Regions from separate parts of the Homo sapiens genome. Here region 1 is linked to region 2. Evidence: read pairs that join two places in POLR2A ChIA-PET (ENCODE). Cell type or tissue: Panc1. All regions are shown on one strand. Each heading gives the region's core, and the rest is flanking DNA. Links, peaks and the distances in the headings are about the cores only. Region 1 overlaps EGFR (epidermal growth factor receptor). Region 2 holds the start of LOC124901636 (a long non-coding RNA gene).

Region 1 (8,343 bases), core at 314-8,313, 330 kb before region 2:
CTATGATGACATGGAACTCCAGATTAGCCTGTTTCTATTTGATATCCTTTTCTAGTTATTACTTGACATTAGCTGGTAAAATGGCTTTCTCATAAAACTCTCGTTTGTAGCTCTGTAAGACTTGTCATTGCCATAGCAAAAATAAACACACTTCAAGTGGAATTCTGCCCAGGCCTTTCTCCACTTAGATTTTCTCCAATTTTATTTGTGTAGGAAAATCAAAGTCACCAACCTTTAAGAAGGAAAGATCATAATTCCTCTGCACATAGGTAATTTCCAAATTCCCAAGGACCACCTCACAGTTATTGAACATCCTCTGGAGGCTGAGAAAATGATCTTCAAAAGTGCCCAACTGCGTGAGCTTGTTACTCGTGCCTTGGCAAACTGGAAGAAAAAGACAGATATCACATGAAATACTGAGAAATGCAGAAAAACTAAAATAAAACAATCCCTCAAGGTCCAGGTATTAAGGGTAGCAGTTTCTTCACTCTCTCCACACAGAGACTCACCCATTCCTGCCCAGGTCATCTGGGCGCAAAGCTTACTAACTTAGTGAGCTTTAGTGACTGATAATACAAATTCTCACTAAAGGACACAGCAAAGAAATTTGTGATAAAAGATCTTTAAGTTTATATAAGGTGCAATTCATAATAAGAGATAGCTTGTCCCTATAATGCATTGAATTGCATTAAAATGCCAAAATAAAAAAATGTTGAAATTTAAAGGGGTGGGTGGTAGATGAAAATTCTATGAAAATCTTGAAGACAGGATTAACCTGTAAGAGCTCCAGTAGGCAAAAAATAAATTTCACAAGGTATTTCACGAATATAACTGTAGGGTTGAGTTAATAACTATATAATGAACTTTTTACTTCTCAAAAATATTGTGAGTCACATTGTTGTGCGTGCAATGAATGTTTACAAACATAACATACACTGGGCAGTAGTGTACACAACACTACACCTAAAATCAGGGACAAAAGTGTAAATTAAAAACCTAACTGGCTGGAGATTAAAAATATTATTCAAATGAATGCATCAAAGAATAAATCAAAGGTCTAACTGTAGAATATTCAGAAAATAACAAACATCAAAATACAACATTTAAAAACACTCTCAGCTAGTGAGAAACCCACACATCCCTATGCTCGTCCACACTCCATGTTGATCCACCCAGCACAGGCGGAGGCACAGTTACTTCCCTCACCACCAGCATACAATCTTGTATGCTTGAGTTCCTAATGTTTCAAGGCATCAAACTTAATCCAAGAAAAAATTTTAAATTAAGGGACAAAGTTGGACCATAGAAATGGACGTGGTGATCCATTTTTAAAAGCAAAGGAGAGGTTTATAATAAAGTTGTATTTACAGAACTAGTTCTTTGAAAGGCATGTTTAGGCAAGCATAACAAAAGAGAGTCTTGGGCCTTTTGAGGCAGAGAGTGTGTAAAGGGACTATAATTTGAACCCAAATTATCTTAAGAGTGAAGAAATATGGCCTCTGGCTTTGGATGTTGGATTGAGCCTTGGCCAGGTTCTTCCTCATCTGCAAAGGCACTTCTGCAATCACAGTAACCAGGTGGTAGAGCACAAACCATGGCCAAAATCAATACACTGGCACTTTCTTCAATGCTTTTTACATGTGCATTTCTATTTTACAGGCTTCTTTGTTCCTTCCCCATGGGAATGATTCTAAAGAGTATCATTGGACTGTCTGCCCTCTCAATGAGCCATGGAAATGAGCACATGTTCAGACAGCACATAACCAACCCAAAGCACTTACACAAACATTAAACATGAAGCAATCTTCACATCCTCTTTAACTCTGTGGGGATTTCCCTGTTCTTCCCTTCTGTGTTCTCATTCAATTTCAGTGATAATGATAGCTTTCACATGGGAACCATGACAGTTGACAAGATGGAGTCCCTCTCTCCTATCACCAGGGGCAGAATTATTCCATCATTTTTCCAACCATAACTCTGGATTGACCCAGCGTCTCTGGTCTGCTTTTCCTCAGGAGTATGGGGGAAATGAGGTTGCTCTGAATGCAACCTCAAGTTGGAACAATTGTGTGGTTGTCGGCTACACATGCAGATAGGGCTAAACTGATTTCCCAATTCTAAGGTTCTTAAAGATGTCAGCACTGATGTAGGTACCAGGTTGTGACAATAACATGTGGCCTTTCGGTTGGCACACCTTGGAATAAAAGCTGCTTTCCCAGCTGACAGACTATGGCCTCTAACTCTCATTCCAACTAGATTGGCTGTCGTCCAGGTAGCCGCAAGTGTTAGTTGGGCCCCTCGTGCCAAACAGATGAACAGGGTCAGCTAGAACCTAGGGCTGGAACACGTTGCAGAAGAGTTTCCTCAGGATGCAGAGAGATGAAAACAGGCAGCTGCTTTCATTTTAAATAATCAAGGACGTCAGCTTGCAAGTTTCTCTCAGCTGAACCAAAGAATTTTTATTATTCAATCACAGAGTAAGTAACTTTTGTCAGTAAAATAAAGGAAAACATGCCATTTAAGATTAATCTATTATAGAAAACAGTATTTTAAAAAAACTGTACTTGTGCTTTTATTTATTTATTCAAAAAGTGCTAAATAAGCCCCAAATGACCCCCCAAAAGCCCCTTCAGGGCTTATTTAGCACTTTTTGAATAAATGAATAAAAGCACAAGTATTAGAAGCACTTCATTATCTATGAGGATAATGACCCTTCATTGTCTACAATTAGCATGTATAACTTTTATATTCAGAAAAAGATCCTGTATTTGGGAGACAGTAACAACATTACATATTCTTGATGTAAATCTTAATTCACAAAACATTTTGGGAAGCAACTGGACAATTTGTTTAAACAAGTAAGTATGCTTAAATTCTACGTCATGATGATTCCACTTTGGGAAACGTATTCTGAGGAAACAGACCTTATGCAGAATGTTGCTCATTAATTTTGTTAATAATGGAAAAAATTGCAAAGAAACTTAAATGCCCAATTACCCAACATGTCTATACTTGAGAATAAGAAGGCAGTTGATATGCTATTTGATTCAATATAAGGCATGTCAATCTTGAATACTATCCTGGGTTAATTACTAAAGTATCAAAAGAAAACACATAAGGTTGTTTCTTCTGAGGCTTTCCCCTGTCACATACCCAAAAGGAGACAGCAGCATTTAACTGAAATCTAGGATGAGGATCACAATGACTTGGTCTAGGTTTTCTAATTAAAACAAGGTATGATCTTGGTTCCATCCTTATACCAAATATCTCATGTTAGAAATATAAAGCAATGAGAAAATTTAATGTGAGACCACTTATATGAGTAAATTACTTAAAAATTACAGTCACAAATTAGGTAGATTTAAGACAAAACTGCAAAGAGCAAGAGGTTTTTAATTAATTTAAGATAAGGTTTTTGTTTAGCCACTTCCTCATTGGGTGACCTTGAAGTACTTCTCCAAGCTCTCTGTGCCATGCTTTCCTCAAATATGAAAATGGTGACAATAACGTTGATCTCTGCTGTGGTTTGAATGTGTTTTCCAAAGTGCGTTTATTGGAAACTTAATCACCAATGCAACAGTGTTGAGAGGTGGAAACTTTAAGAGGTATTATAATTAGGTCATGAGAGCTGTGCCCTAAGGAATGGATTAATGCCATTCATGTAAGAATGGGTTAGCTATCACGGGAGTGAGTCCCTGATAAAAGGATGAGTTAAACCCGCTTTTTCTCTTCCCCACCACCTCACATGCATGCTCTCTTGACCTTCCACCATAGATTGACACAGCATGAAGGCCCTCACCAGCTGCCAAGCAGATGCCAATGCCATGCTCTTGGACTTCCCAGCCACCAGAACCATGAGCCAAATACATTTATTTTCTTTATAAATTACCCAGTCTGTGATATGGGTATAGCAACATAAAATTAACTAAGACAACCTCCCAGAAATGTTTTGAAGATTGAAAAAATATATAAGCTTTTGACTTTCTTTTATTAAAGTTAACTATTGAGAATGCAACAGAAACATAACATAACATGCATCTGGACCCACGTTAGGGGATGTCAGCCACTCTATATTGTCTTAAGTTATTGTCTAAACTGAGATGTTTGGATCTGCATATGGACTTACTCAAATGTTGGCCATTAAACACAGTTACTTTATAGAATATTTATCAAACCAGAAAAGAAAGAAGAAAGAAAAATGAATACATAGTACTTTAAGGATTACATAAAAATATTTATTTAAGACTAGGTATTTCAGTAGTTGATTCAAAGAAAGAGTTGATATTACTTTAAGTCTATACATTTGAAAACCAGACAATTAAAAGTATTTGCATCAAGTTCCATACAAAATGCTAGTGGTTTGCCTTACCCTTTGCAAATCTGAAGACAAATTCTACTGCATCAAGAGCAGCAGGCCCTATGACTTAGGACTTCAAAGCACTAACTTTTTGTCCTAAAATTTTATTATGATTTATAAATGTATAGAAAAGCTGAAAGAATTGTACCGCAAACATCCTTATGTTAGCATTTTACTACATTCACCTTATCACATATCTATTTTTCTGTCTGTCAGATATGGTCCTCTAGTCTGCCTTTGGATGCATTTTAAAGTAAAGTAGAGATATCACTATACTTCACATTGGTATATCACTAACCAGAGTTCAATATTAGTTTGCAGTCATCATTGTTGTTTTTAAGGTAACATCCACAAACTGTGAGAGGATTAATCTTAAGTGTAGCATTTGATGAGCTTTAACAAATGCACATGCTGGAGTAATCTGAATTCCTGTCATGATCGAAACCCTAACTGTCATCCCTCATGCCCCTCCCAGTCGATCCCTGCCCCCATACACCAGAGGCAACTGCTGTCCTGATCCATTTTCACTACAGAATAGCTTTGCTTGCTTTAGAACATAGATGGACTCACACCACACTGTCCTCTTGAGCAAGCCTTATGTCACAGCACAGTAGTTTTGAGGTTCATCTCTGTTGTTGTGCTCCACTTGGCTGTCAGGGGCAGGTTCAGGAAAGTGGATATACGAAGTTATCTGTGCATTCTTGTTGGACATCTAGGGCGGGCCGGTGGTCTCGTTATTATTTTTCTTGAGAAACTCCTCACTTTATTTTAACTGAAAATAAAAGCAATCTGCCTCCTTTAAGTTTTTAAATGCCTCTGGTTTTGTAGGGTAGGCCCTGTGGCCTTCCTCTGCTATTATGGGGTGTATACCACTCTGCCCACAAGCCTGGGCAAATCTATATTACTTATTAAGACACAGTATTAGAACAAGTTTCTCCAGATTTGCCCAAATCCACTTAGACACTTAGAATCGTCTAAGTAAACTATAATTGTTTTAATTTGTTGTTTTCTTAGCTATGCATTAAAGGCTGCTGAGGTATGAGCTGGGCTGTTGTCAGTCTCTCCCCTTGGCCTCCAAGTTGTCTCTGCTTCCATCCCCAGCCCAGATCTTCGCATCTTTGCTTCCTTTGCATCTTCGAGGTACGCTTAAAGGCCTACCCTCTAGAAAAGCCTGTTCTGCAACTACATTAGCTTAAGTACCCACCATTACATCTGTCACATTATCCTGCATTCTCTGCTCCCTGGCAGTGATCACTACTTATTATTAAGTAGGAATAACTTAATAATAATCATGAAATTATTATTTGCCTATGAATTTGTTATCCATCTTTCCCTACCAGATATACAGATGGTCCTCAACTTTCCATAGGGTTATGTCCTGATAAACCCACCCTAAATTGAAAATAGCAGTCGAAAATGGCATTTTGTAGACATGATAGGATTCAAAAACACAAAACACAATATCCCCAAAATGCTGGTGACACAGTCCACTGTATAGTATCAGCTGTTTAGCCTCTTGATTGCATGGCTGACTGGGAGCTCTGGCTCCCAGCCATTGCCTGGCATCGCAAGAAAGTAACATATCAGACATCAACTAACCCAAGAAAAGATAAAAAATTCAACATTAGAAGTATGGTTTCCATTGAATGTGCATTGCTTTCACACCATCGTAAAGTCAAAAAATCTTAAGTCAAACTGTAGTAAGCTGGGGAGTGTCTGTAAGGATGTGTGTGTGTGTGTGTACACATATGTGTATATATAGATAGCTTATTGGACCTACTGGTATGAAATGCACACACACATGTTGGATTTATATTTTTGTTGTGAAAGCAATGGATGGCCATGTGACCAAAGTCTTGGATGACTTGTCCTGGGTTTCTCTGCCTTTCTCGTTTCCGTGTGCCTGAGGGAGATAGAGGAGGAGGTGGGCTGTATGGGAAGAGTGACAGTCCTTGCCACTTTCTGGTTGGTCATTATAAAATATTTCTAGCTTAGTCATATATTTAATTAGGCTTTAAAGGCCAGAGGAGGATTTTTTTCCCGCTTTCTTGCTGAAAGATTTAAGAAAATCTCAAATAAGATGAATGGATAGTTCATTTATAGGATGAACTTAAAAATATGTAAGGAAAATATAGCGAGTTTGCCAGAGGTTTCATTGAATCAGGACCGGTCATTTCTTTTGCTATACTAAAATCTCAAAGTGAACATGTATACACATCTCAAATGTGCTCAAATGCACGGAAGCATGACAGGAGGAAGATACACCGTGTTGTTAACAATGACCTTTTCTGAATGGTAAATTTCTGGGTGTTTTTCTTATTTACTCTTCATAGTTTTTGTGTTTTTATGTTTTCCATAGTGACCATGTATTACTTTATGCTAAAAAATTACCAAAAATTTAAAAAAATCTGTAAAAAATTTACAAAAATCAGTGTTAAAGAAGGCTAAAGAAGGCTATCTTAAAAAATACATTCCTTAAAAATTGAGAAATAATCATGTACATCTATGAAGACACTCAATTTACCACATAAAAAAATTTTATAAATTGTGACTATAGAACTAGACTAGTCTATGAAATTGATTTAAACCACACAATAGTTTGTAATAATGGAAACTAGAAAACCTATAGTTGTGAGTCATAATGAAATAAGTGGTTAAACCAAAGTAAATACACTTATTTAAATTTTCATTGTGGGTTTAATCAAAACTTTTGTGGGATGGAAAAAGTCATAATTTTGAAGACAACTTTTATTCACAAAGCAAATTTTATGTTTTTTCCTCAGTTGTTCCTTATTTTACCCTATTTTATTCCACAACTAATAAATAGTTCTTAACTGATAGGCATCCAAAGATACCTGTCAAACTGAATGTGAATCTATATTGGAACTTGAAAATACACATGTGATACTCAAAAAGTCCTTTTGAATTTCTGACAATCTTCCATGTACATTATAATATGCCTTCTGGACTAAACATGCCAAGCTGCGGCATGCCCAGCACAGCTGCAAACTCATGTATCTCTAATTAAGTTAACAAGCAGAAGACTTGAAAATAACATCTCTTTATTTTGAGTTAGGGAACAGAATACCCAAACTGGTGGACTTCCAACCCCATGATTCTCCTTCTAGCCATTAAAAGAATCCAAAGCCAAGCTTGTGATTTGTAAAATATACACTAAGTAGAGTGAGAATACCTCTTGGGAGTTCCCACCCTCTTGGGAGTTCACTGATGCTTCTGATCACAGGAAGGCCAGTTCACAAGGGACTGTGGAATATGCTTCCAGTGACATCATCAAACTTCTACAGTGTGAAGATTGTGATGGTACCATTATGGGATGATCTCTAGCCAGTTATCTCAACATGCTGGGTCTCAGTGCTCAGTGTACTCTGATTGACATGGGGCCAGCTCGGCGAATTTCACAGGGCAGTTGTGAGCAGTACTGAGATCATGGACATGAAAGGGCCTCAGAAATCATAGATCTCTCTAAATATGGAGCATGACACTGAGGCTTCACATGGCAGCAACTATTGCAATCTATTTCTGCCTATGTGCCTTCAATGATAACTGTTTTACCTTCATTGGTTTTTAAACTAATAATCTTAAATCACTTTCCATTTTTTATGGGCAACTGAATGGCTAGTAAATCAGAAATGAATTTGACCTGTTATTGGACTATAAGAAACAAAATTGGGCTAAAAAAGATTTCAGAAAGCAATACCCGTTGATCTGTTATGTATTCAATACAATAGTTTCATTTTGAGTCCCTACTGTGTGCCGGGCAGCACCCTTTGCCCTGGCAGGCAGTTTCTCATAACGTTTCCATTTTAAACACAAGGACACACAGGAAACAAGGCTTTTGGACGGAGGAAGGCAGATGATTTACCTGGAACTGAACCTGGATATGGCTGGGGTGGGCCTCACTGTGTCCTGAATCCTGGAACTGGACCTGCATGTGGCTGGGGTGGGCCTCGCTGAGTCCTGAGTCC
Region 2 (8,343 bases), core at 117-8,116:
AAGATCAGAGCAGAACTAAATGAAATTGAAACAACAACAACAACAACAACAAAAAAAACAAAAGATAAATGAAACAAAAAGCTGGTTCTTTGAAAAGATAAATAAAATTGATAGCCCATTAGAAAAGAAGAGAGAAGATCCAAATACACTCAATTAGAAATGGAACAGGAGATATTACAACTGACACCACAGAAGTACAAAAGATTATTCAAGGCTACTATGAACAGCTTTATACACATAAACTAGAAAACCTAGAGGAGATGGATAAGTTCCTGGAAATATAAAATCCTCCTAGATTAAACCAGGAAAATATAGAATGTCTGAACAGACCAGTAACAAGCAGTGAGCTTGAAATGGTAATTTTTAAAATGCCAATTTAAAAAGGTCCAGGACCAGACGGATTCACAGCTGAATTCTATCAGATATTCAAAGAAGAATTGGTACCAGTCCTATTAACACTGTTCTAAAAGATAGAGAAAGAGGGAGTCCTCCCTAAGTCATTCTATGAAGCCAGTATCACCCTAATACCAAAACCAGCAAAGGACATAACAAAAAAAGAAAACTACAAACCAATATCCCTGAGGAACATAGATGGAAAAATACTCAACAAAATACTAGCTAACCAAATCCAACAGCATATCAAAAAGATAACCCACCATGATCAATTGGGTTTTATACCAGGGATGCACGGATGGTTTAACATACATAAGTCAATAAATGTGATACACCACATAAACAGAATTAAAGACAAAAATCACATGATCATCTCAATAGATGAAGAAAAAACATTTGAGAAAATCCAGCAATACTTTATGATTAAAGATCTCAGCAAAATTGGGATAGAAGGGACATACCTTAAGGTAATAAAAGCCATCTATGACAAACCCTCAGCCTACATTATACTAAACAGGGAAAAGTGGACAGCATTCCCCCTGAGAACTGGAACAAGACAAGGATGCCCACTTTCACCATTTCTATTCAACAGAGTACTAGAAGTTCTAGCCAGAGCAATCAGAGAAGAGAAAGAAAGAAAGGGCATCTAAATTGGTAAAGAGAAAGTCAAACCATCGTTGTTTGCTGATGATATGATCATATACTTAGAAACCCTAGGGACTCATTCAAAAAGCTCCTAGAACTGGTAAATGAATTCAGCAAAATTTCAGGATATAAAATTAATGTACACGTATCAGTAGCTCTGTTACATACCAACAGTGACCAAGCTGAAAATCAAATCAAGAACTCAACACCTTTCACAATAGCTGCAAAAAAAATTAAAATACTTAGGAATATACCTAACCAAGGAGGTGAAATACCTCTACTAGGAAAACTACAAAACACTGCTGACAGAAATCATAGACAACACAAATGGAAACACAGCCCATGCTCATGAATGTGTAGAATCAATATTGTGAAAATGACCATACTGCCAAAAGCAATCTACAAATTCAATGCAATTCCCATCAAAATGCCACCATCATTCTTCGCAGAATTAGGAAAAAAAAAATCCTAAAATTCATATGGAACCAAAAAAGAGCCCACATAGTTAAAGCAAGACTAAGCGAAAATAACAAATCTTTAATAGATGTTGGTGTGGATGTGGTGAAAAGGGAACACTTTTACACTGTTGGTGGGAATGTAAACTAGTACAACCACTGTGGAAAACAGTGTGAAGATTCCTTAAAGAACTAAAAGTAAATCAACCATTTGATCCAGCAATCCCACTATTGGGTATCTACCCAAAAGAAAAGAAGTCATTATATGAAAAAGATACTTGCACACACGTTTATAGCAGCACAATTTGCAATTGCAAAATTACGGAACTAGCCCAAATGCCCATCAGTCAATAAGTGGATAAAGAAAATGTGGCATATATATACCATGTACTACTACTCAGCCATAAAAAGGAACAAAATGACGGCATTTGCAGCAACCTGGATGGAATTGGAGACTATTACTCTAAGTGAAGCAACTCAGGAATGGAAAACCAAACATTGTATGTTCTCACTCATGTATGGGAACTAAGCTATGAGGATGCAAAGGCATAAAAATGATACACTGGACTTTGAGGACATGGGGGAAAGGGTGGGGGTGGTGAGGGATAAAAGACTACACAATGGGTACAGTGTACACTGCTTAGGTGATGGGTGCACCAAAATCTCAGAAATTACCACTAAAGAACTTATTCATGTAATCAAACACCACCTGCTCCCCAAAAACCTATTGAAATAAAAAAAAATAAAATTAAATAAATTTGAAAAAGAAAAAATAAATGGAGTAGACACCACTTAGGATGGCTGCCTGACTCCAATTCACTTTTCTCTGAAAACTCTCCCAATACACAGTGGTTGCTGCCAACCACCCTGTCTGTGGTAAGGAGCCCTGCCTCCTGCTAGAGTCAGTAAATATTTAACTCAAACTCAGCCAGTCGAATTTTGTGCCAGGATTGTGTAATTTGGAGCTGAGAATCTAGAAACGTATGAACCTACAAAGTGGAAATTATGGGCCCCTCAGTGTATCAGTAGAAGCACTCTATGGGGACAGCCACGAGCCCCTGAGTGGAAAACCTTGGAGCTGCCTTGGTTCCCCTTCCAATAAGTTCTTCCGTGATTCCATTCCGTGAGCGGTTCATTGCAACATACTCCAACTGGAGAAACAAACAAAAGGATAAACATAAACAAATCCAGGAAGATGCAAATCAACCTATTCCTGCAAGTCTCCTCACTACGGAGAGGGGCAGTGCCATGAGCAGTAATAAAATTGATGACTTTATGTTCACCCTTTCTGGGGGCTGAGATTCAGGGTGATCATATAGTGTATTTTCTAAACTAGATCACTTAGCAAGTAAAAGTGCACTATTAATTATGTTGGAATAGGAGCTGCAGTCTGACATACGAGGACAAATGGTCACTCTTCCCAGACTGCACCTGATGCATCTTCCTCAATCCAAAATCTGTGGTAGAAATAAACCAATGTGGACCTATTTTCAACAGGTAGCTGCAAACCAAAGACAAAGGAGGGCTTACAAATGATGACCTTGTCTAGGAAAATTTCTATGTGAAGGAGTCTGCAGAAAGATGCAGGAAAGCGTAACTCCCATGAAATGAATAAAAAGCAGAAGCACACAGGCCTAGCTGAAGGCAAATCAGAAAAGGAAGCTGGAGGTTTTAAGTCTGTCTGGCAGGAAGAGTTGCTTTCTGCACTGCACCAGAGCTGAAAATGGCTGCTCCATTGTTCAAAATCGTTGTTCAACACTGTTCAACACCATTTTACTTTCTGTAAACACAGCGACACTCTTCCTGGCAAGTTTCACGGTGTGAGCTTTCCAATTTTACATCCAATATTCTGCGGTTTGCACATGCACATGAGCTAGCTAGAATTCAGGGTGGGGTGTAAAACAGAGACAAAAACCACAGCAATGCTCTAAGGAAGTCCCATCCAGTTCAGAGCTGTCCTGTGCAGCTGTCTCCCGAAGGCGCCCAGCAGGGCAGTGTGCCCAGGCTTTCTAACTTGTGACTTCTGGTAACACAGGAGAGAACATCTCCTATAGTGGAAGGTCTCTGATGAAAAAGATCCACAACCAACCCAGAAAATAATGTTCTTGAGGTAATCAAGGAAAAGATGACATTTCAAAAAGACTGAATACATGATATAGCTTGAGAAAAGAATACTGGCTTCTCTTTCTTTTTTTTTTTTTGTAAATAATTAATTCTTGTTCAAGGAGACATGCAGTAGAATTCCACAATAGATAATTAAGATGGTCTGTAGTTGATGAAAACAAATGGAAAAATGATAATTGTAATAAAAATAGGATTCTATATTGAGCACTTATGATGTTCCAGAGACCGTATTAAGCATGCTAGTTTAGTGCCTTATTGCTCACAGTGGTGAGAAGATGTAATATCTGCATTTTACAAGTGAGGAGACATTAAGTTCGCATAGCCAGTGAACGATAGGTAGAGCTGGTTTGAATTCGCATCTGGCCAGTCCAAAGGAGTGTTGATCATCATTCCACACTACCACAGAGTCTTAGCTCAGACAGGGATCTAAGCAGAAGCTTCTCAGAGCCCCATGTGTGCACACTGTACACTTAAGTCAGTGAACTGTGCAGTAGGCATTACAGGCCCTGTGAAGAGGACTCTTAATGGGTAATGTATTAATTGGATATTACTCCAAAAGCAATGTGCACTTAATGTCAGTAAATTAGAATCCCATTTACAGTAAGTATAATTAACCCACTGAATATCCATTACTAGCCAGCTTTCTGCAGAGAAAGATCATTTTATAAAATGTCTTTTTTTTTTTTTTTTTTGGAGACAGAGTCTAGCTCTGTCACCAGGCTGGAGTGCAGTGGCGTGATCGCAGCTCACTGCAACCTCCACCTCCTGGGTTCAAGCGATTCTCCTGCCTCAGCCTCCCTAGTAGCTGGGACTACAGGCACCCACCACCACGTCCAGCTAATTTTTGTATTTTTAGTAGAGACGGGGTTTCACCATGTTAGCCAGGATGATCTTGTTCTCCTGACCTCGTGATCCACCCGCCTCAGCCTCCCAAAGTGCTGGGATTACAGGTGTGAGCCACCGTGCCTGGCCTAAAATGTAATTTTTTTATAAATACACTTTTTGTTTCTAGGAGCCTACAGCTAATATTAAAATATTTTTAAGCAACTGTCAAGCAGCAGGTTCAATAAGTCTCCTATTCAGTAGGAGGGTGGAACTTTCTTTGTACTTAGTGTAAGTAAACTAAGTATGATTTTCAAACTCTACATGGAAAATGGCTTTTCCCTGCTTACATCAAACAAGTAGACAATTTATCAACATATCACTTCTGATTACTTCACATTTGAGCGAGAGCCAAGGTTTAAAACCCCAGTCTGAGGAATGCATACATACTCTCTGACAGTGGAATGAAGGAAAGGTATACCATTCTGACTTTAGTATACGTCCCCAGGAACGTGTTTACACTGAGAAGCATGTGGTATGATGAAGGTCACTTGGCAGTTTGGCCCTTTCTTCTCTTTGGCAGTGGGAGGCCATGAGAGCCGGAATTCTCACGAGCAGCAGCGGCCCTGTGGCCCTCAGCAGAGGGACTGACTGGAAGCAGATGTGGCACAAGTCTCCCCATGCGGCTTCACTGTTGACTCTCAGGACATCTACCCTGGGGACTTCCCGCACCAAGAAGACCCTGAGGTGAGATAAATAGGCATCTTTCTTTCAACGAATTAAACAAAAGTGGATAACTTGATGGAGTAGCTGGAAGTCAATGCCACTTGCTTTTAGAAATGTGGCCTTATAAAGTGTAGGTGAATTGGAACATCTGGAAATATTTTTGAAAATAAATCACTGCTCAACTGAAACATTAAATAGCTTTTTTTATTTTTTATTTTTTTTGGCAAGTGATCTATCTTAGCATTACTTAGAAATGAACTCCTGGCAAACCACAAACTTAATGCTCTCCAATGAGATCAGCACGTAATTTGTTGTATTCTTAGGATTACTGTGCTTGAACTATTTCAAGAGTTTGGCCTGGCAGGAAATGAGTTTAGGGTGAAGCGGGGATGACAGGCACTACAATTTCTCTTAGTAGATTTTTATCAATCAGTGTTCATAATGGAGACCTGCATAAAGTCAGGAAACTTTACAGGAAATTGTCTGTATATACTTGGTTAAGAATCTTATTCCCATAAAGCCACAGTTAAAGTAAAAAACATGTGAAAAGCCATATTTGATGGAAGTAGAGACACTCTATAAAAAGAAACAGGAAAGCCCCAGAGTGGAATTAAACACACAAACTCACATTTACTTCAAAGAAAATAGAATAACTGTGTCAAGACCTCATACGATGGGAATCTCCTCTTTGCAGAAAAAGCAATGCTTCCTGTTTTGGGTTTTCATTATGTTTCTATAAATCCCTGAGAACAGAAAGGTGATTTCTGATCATTCTTCAACTACCATGTTTATGATAAAAGGCGACATTTCTGTGTGTGTGTGTGTGCATGTGTGTGTGTTCTTCTCCGTGAAATGCTTTGGCCAACACAAAAAATTAGTGATATAGCAAAATATTTTTGTGTGTGTAAAAATAAAAAAAATCATAAACAAAATGATACCAACTATAGTAACGATGCGAAGATATGCTAACATGAGAACAGCAGGGAAAAGGTGTTTACAAACAAATGAGCCAGGGGCCTCTAGGAGGGGCTGAGGAAAATTGTATTGACATTATTTTGTTTATGTATTTTTAAATTAATAGCCCTTTAGAAGATCTTAGGAGTACTCTGCAGACTAACATGTATTCTGGAATTTCCTCTGTAAAGAACTCTGATCAGCAAGAATTATAGGTGTTTTTCTGTCTGTGTAGGAGCATTTCTTCAATGATTCATTTCATTGTTTTGAGAACCTCAATGAATTGGTAAGAAAATATTTAAGATGGATAAGAACTAATTTTCTTAGGAAGAAGAAAACATTTCTGGAAACTTGGAAACCCCATTGAGCATGTGTAAGGAAGTGAAATAATCTTTCATAACGTGTATACCAGTAAGACACAGAATGATATTGTCCTTTGTTAAAAGGTGGCAGGAAGGATTCCTACCTCACTGCTGAAGGAATATCTCACAGTCTAAACAGATGGTTTAATCTGTCCTCCTCAGTAGAACATTTACCAGTAATAACGTTAATTGGCACCAACCATCTACATGACAGTCTAACTTCAGAGAACAGTGTGATTTTATTTATGTGTCCCTAAGAATGTCTTTATTCTAAAATTCAGAGTGTACTGCAATTTTGTAAGTGGCTTTGATCCCACGTTGCTTCGATCTAAGTGAGTTCACCCATCAGATCTGAGAACTTATGTCCAGCACTGACTTTACTTCAAAACATTTCCACATCTATCTGGGGTCTTTCACCAGAGACCTTTAAAACCGAGATGAAAATCTATTTTAATACACTGAAATGTATTTGACTTTAGCAAATTTAAATGTATTAGTGGTCAAATTGTCATTTGTTTCACTTAGGCTGATTTCCTCTGTCTAGTTATCTGCTAACTCTGAAAATATTTGTCAACAGAAATATTAACTAGCATTTATTGAATGCTAAACCAAATGATAAGAAAATTGCTATAACTGGCTGGGCATGATGGCTCATGCCTGTAATCCCAGCATTTTGGAAGGCCAAGGCAAGTGGATCGCTTGAGCCCAGGAGTTTGAGACCAGCCTAGGCAACATAGTGACATTGTCTCTACAAAAAACAAACAAAAAATTAGCCAGGTGTGGGGTCATGCCTGTAGTCCCAAGTACTCAGTAGGCTGATGTGGAAGGATAGCTTGAGCCCAGGAGGCAGAAGTTGTGGTGAGCCGAGATTGTACCACTGTGCCAGCCTGGGCAACGTAGTGAGACCCTGTCTCAAAAAAATTGCTATAACTGAGTATTAAATTTAGCCAACACAAAAATATCGGGGGAACTAGCCCCCGATAATTCAACATAGGTTCTTTTCTATTTTCCCTACATGTTGGCCGGTCTGAGAAATAAAGGGAAAGAGTACAAAAGAGAGAAATTTTAAAGCTGGGTGTCCGGGGGAGACATCACATGTCGGCAGGTTCCGTGATGCCCCCTGAGCTGTAAAACCAGCAAGTTTTTATTAGCAATTTTCAAAGGGGAGGGAGTGTACAAATAGGGTGTGGGTCACAGAGATCACATGGTTCAAGGGCAACAAAAGATCACAAGGCAGAAGGTCAGGACGAGATCACAAGGTCAGGGCAAAACTAGAATTACTAATGAAGTTCCACGTCCCACTGTGCACGCATTGTCATAAACATCTTAACAGGGTTCAAGAGCAGAGAACCGGTCCGACTAGAATTTGCCAGCCTGGAATTTCCTAATCCTAGCAAGCCTGGGGGTGCTGCAGGAGGCCAGGGCATGTTTCATCCCTTATCTGCAACTGCACAAGGCAGACACCCCCCAGAGTGGCTATTTTAGAGGCCCCCCTCTGCCGGGGAATGCATTCTTTTCCCAGGGCTGTTAATTATTAATATTCCTTACCAGGGAAAAAAGTCAGTGATATTTCTCTTACCCGTTTTTGGTAATAAGAGAAATATGGCTGTCCTGCCTGGCCCACAGGCAGCCAGACTTTAAGGTTATCTCCCTTGTTCCCTGAAAATTGCTGTTATCCTGTTCTTAAGGTGGCCAGATTTCATATTGTTCAAACAAAAATGCTTTACGAACAACTTGTGCAGTTAACGCAATCATCACAGGGTCCTGAGGCGACATACATCCTCAGCTTACGAAGATGACAGGATTAAGAGATTAAAGTAAAGACAGGCATAGGAAATTATAAGAATATTGATTGGGGAAGT

What was found. Peaks named below come from ENCODE experiments on the same cell type or tissue, not always from the same donor. Only the 100,000 strongest peaks of a DNase experiment are listed, where the experiment ranks them.
Region 1: POLR2A ChIA-PET joins it to region 2 with 6 read pairs; 3 of 35 experiments call an interaction of 5 or more read pairs at or near these places.

Annotation. Positions count from the first base shown.
Region 1 is chr7:55,134,327-55,142,669 of GRCh38, reverse strand. It overlaps EGFR (epidermal growth factor receptor), which reads right to left. Exons shown (of 28, transcript NM_005228.5): 2 at 233-384. Among named protein-coding and RNA genes, the nearest start is that of EGFR-AS1, 50 kb to the left of the region's middle. RefSeq lists an enhancer at 1,620-1,689. In Panc1, for the core only: no CTCF peak of the experiment used is centred there; no DNase peak of the experiment used is centred there; H3K27ac peaks cover 4,727 bases.
Region 2 is chr7:54,808,676-54,817,018 of GRCh38, reverse strand. It overlaps LOC124901636 (a long non-coding RNA gene), which reads left to right and starts at 4,886. Exons shown (of 2, transcript XR_007060327.1): 1 at 4,886-5,186. In Panc1, for the core only: no CTCF peak of the experiment used is centred there; no DNase peak of the experiment used is centred there.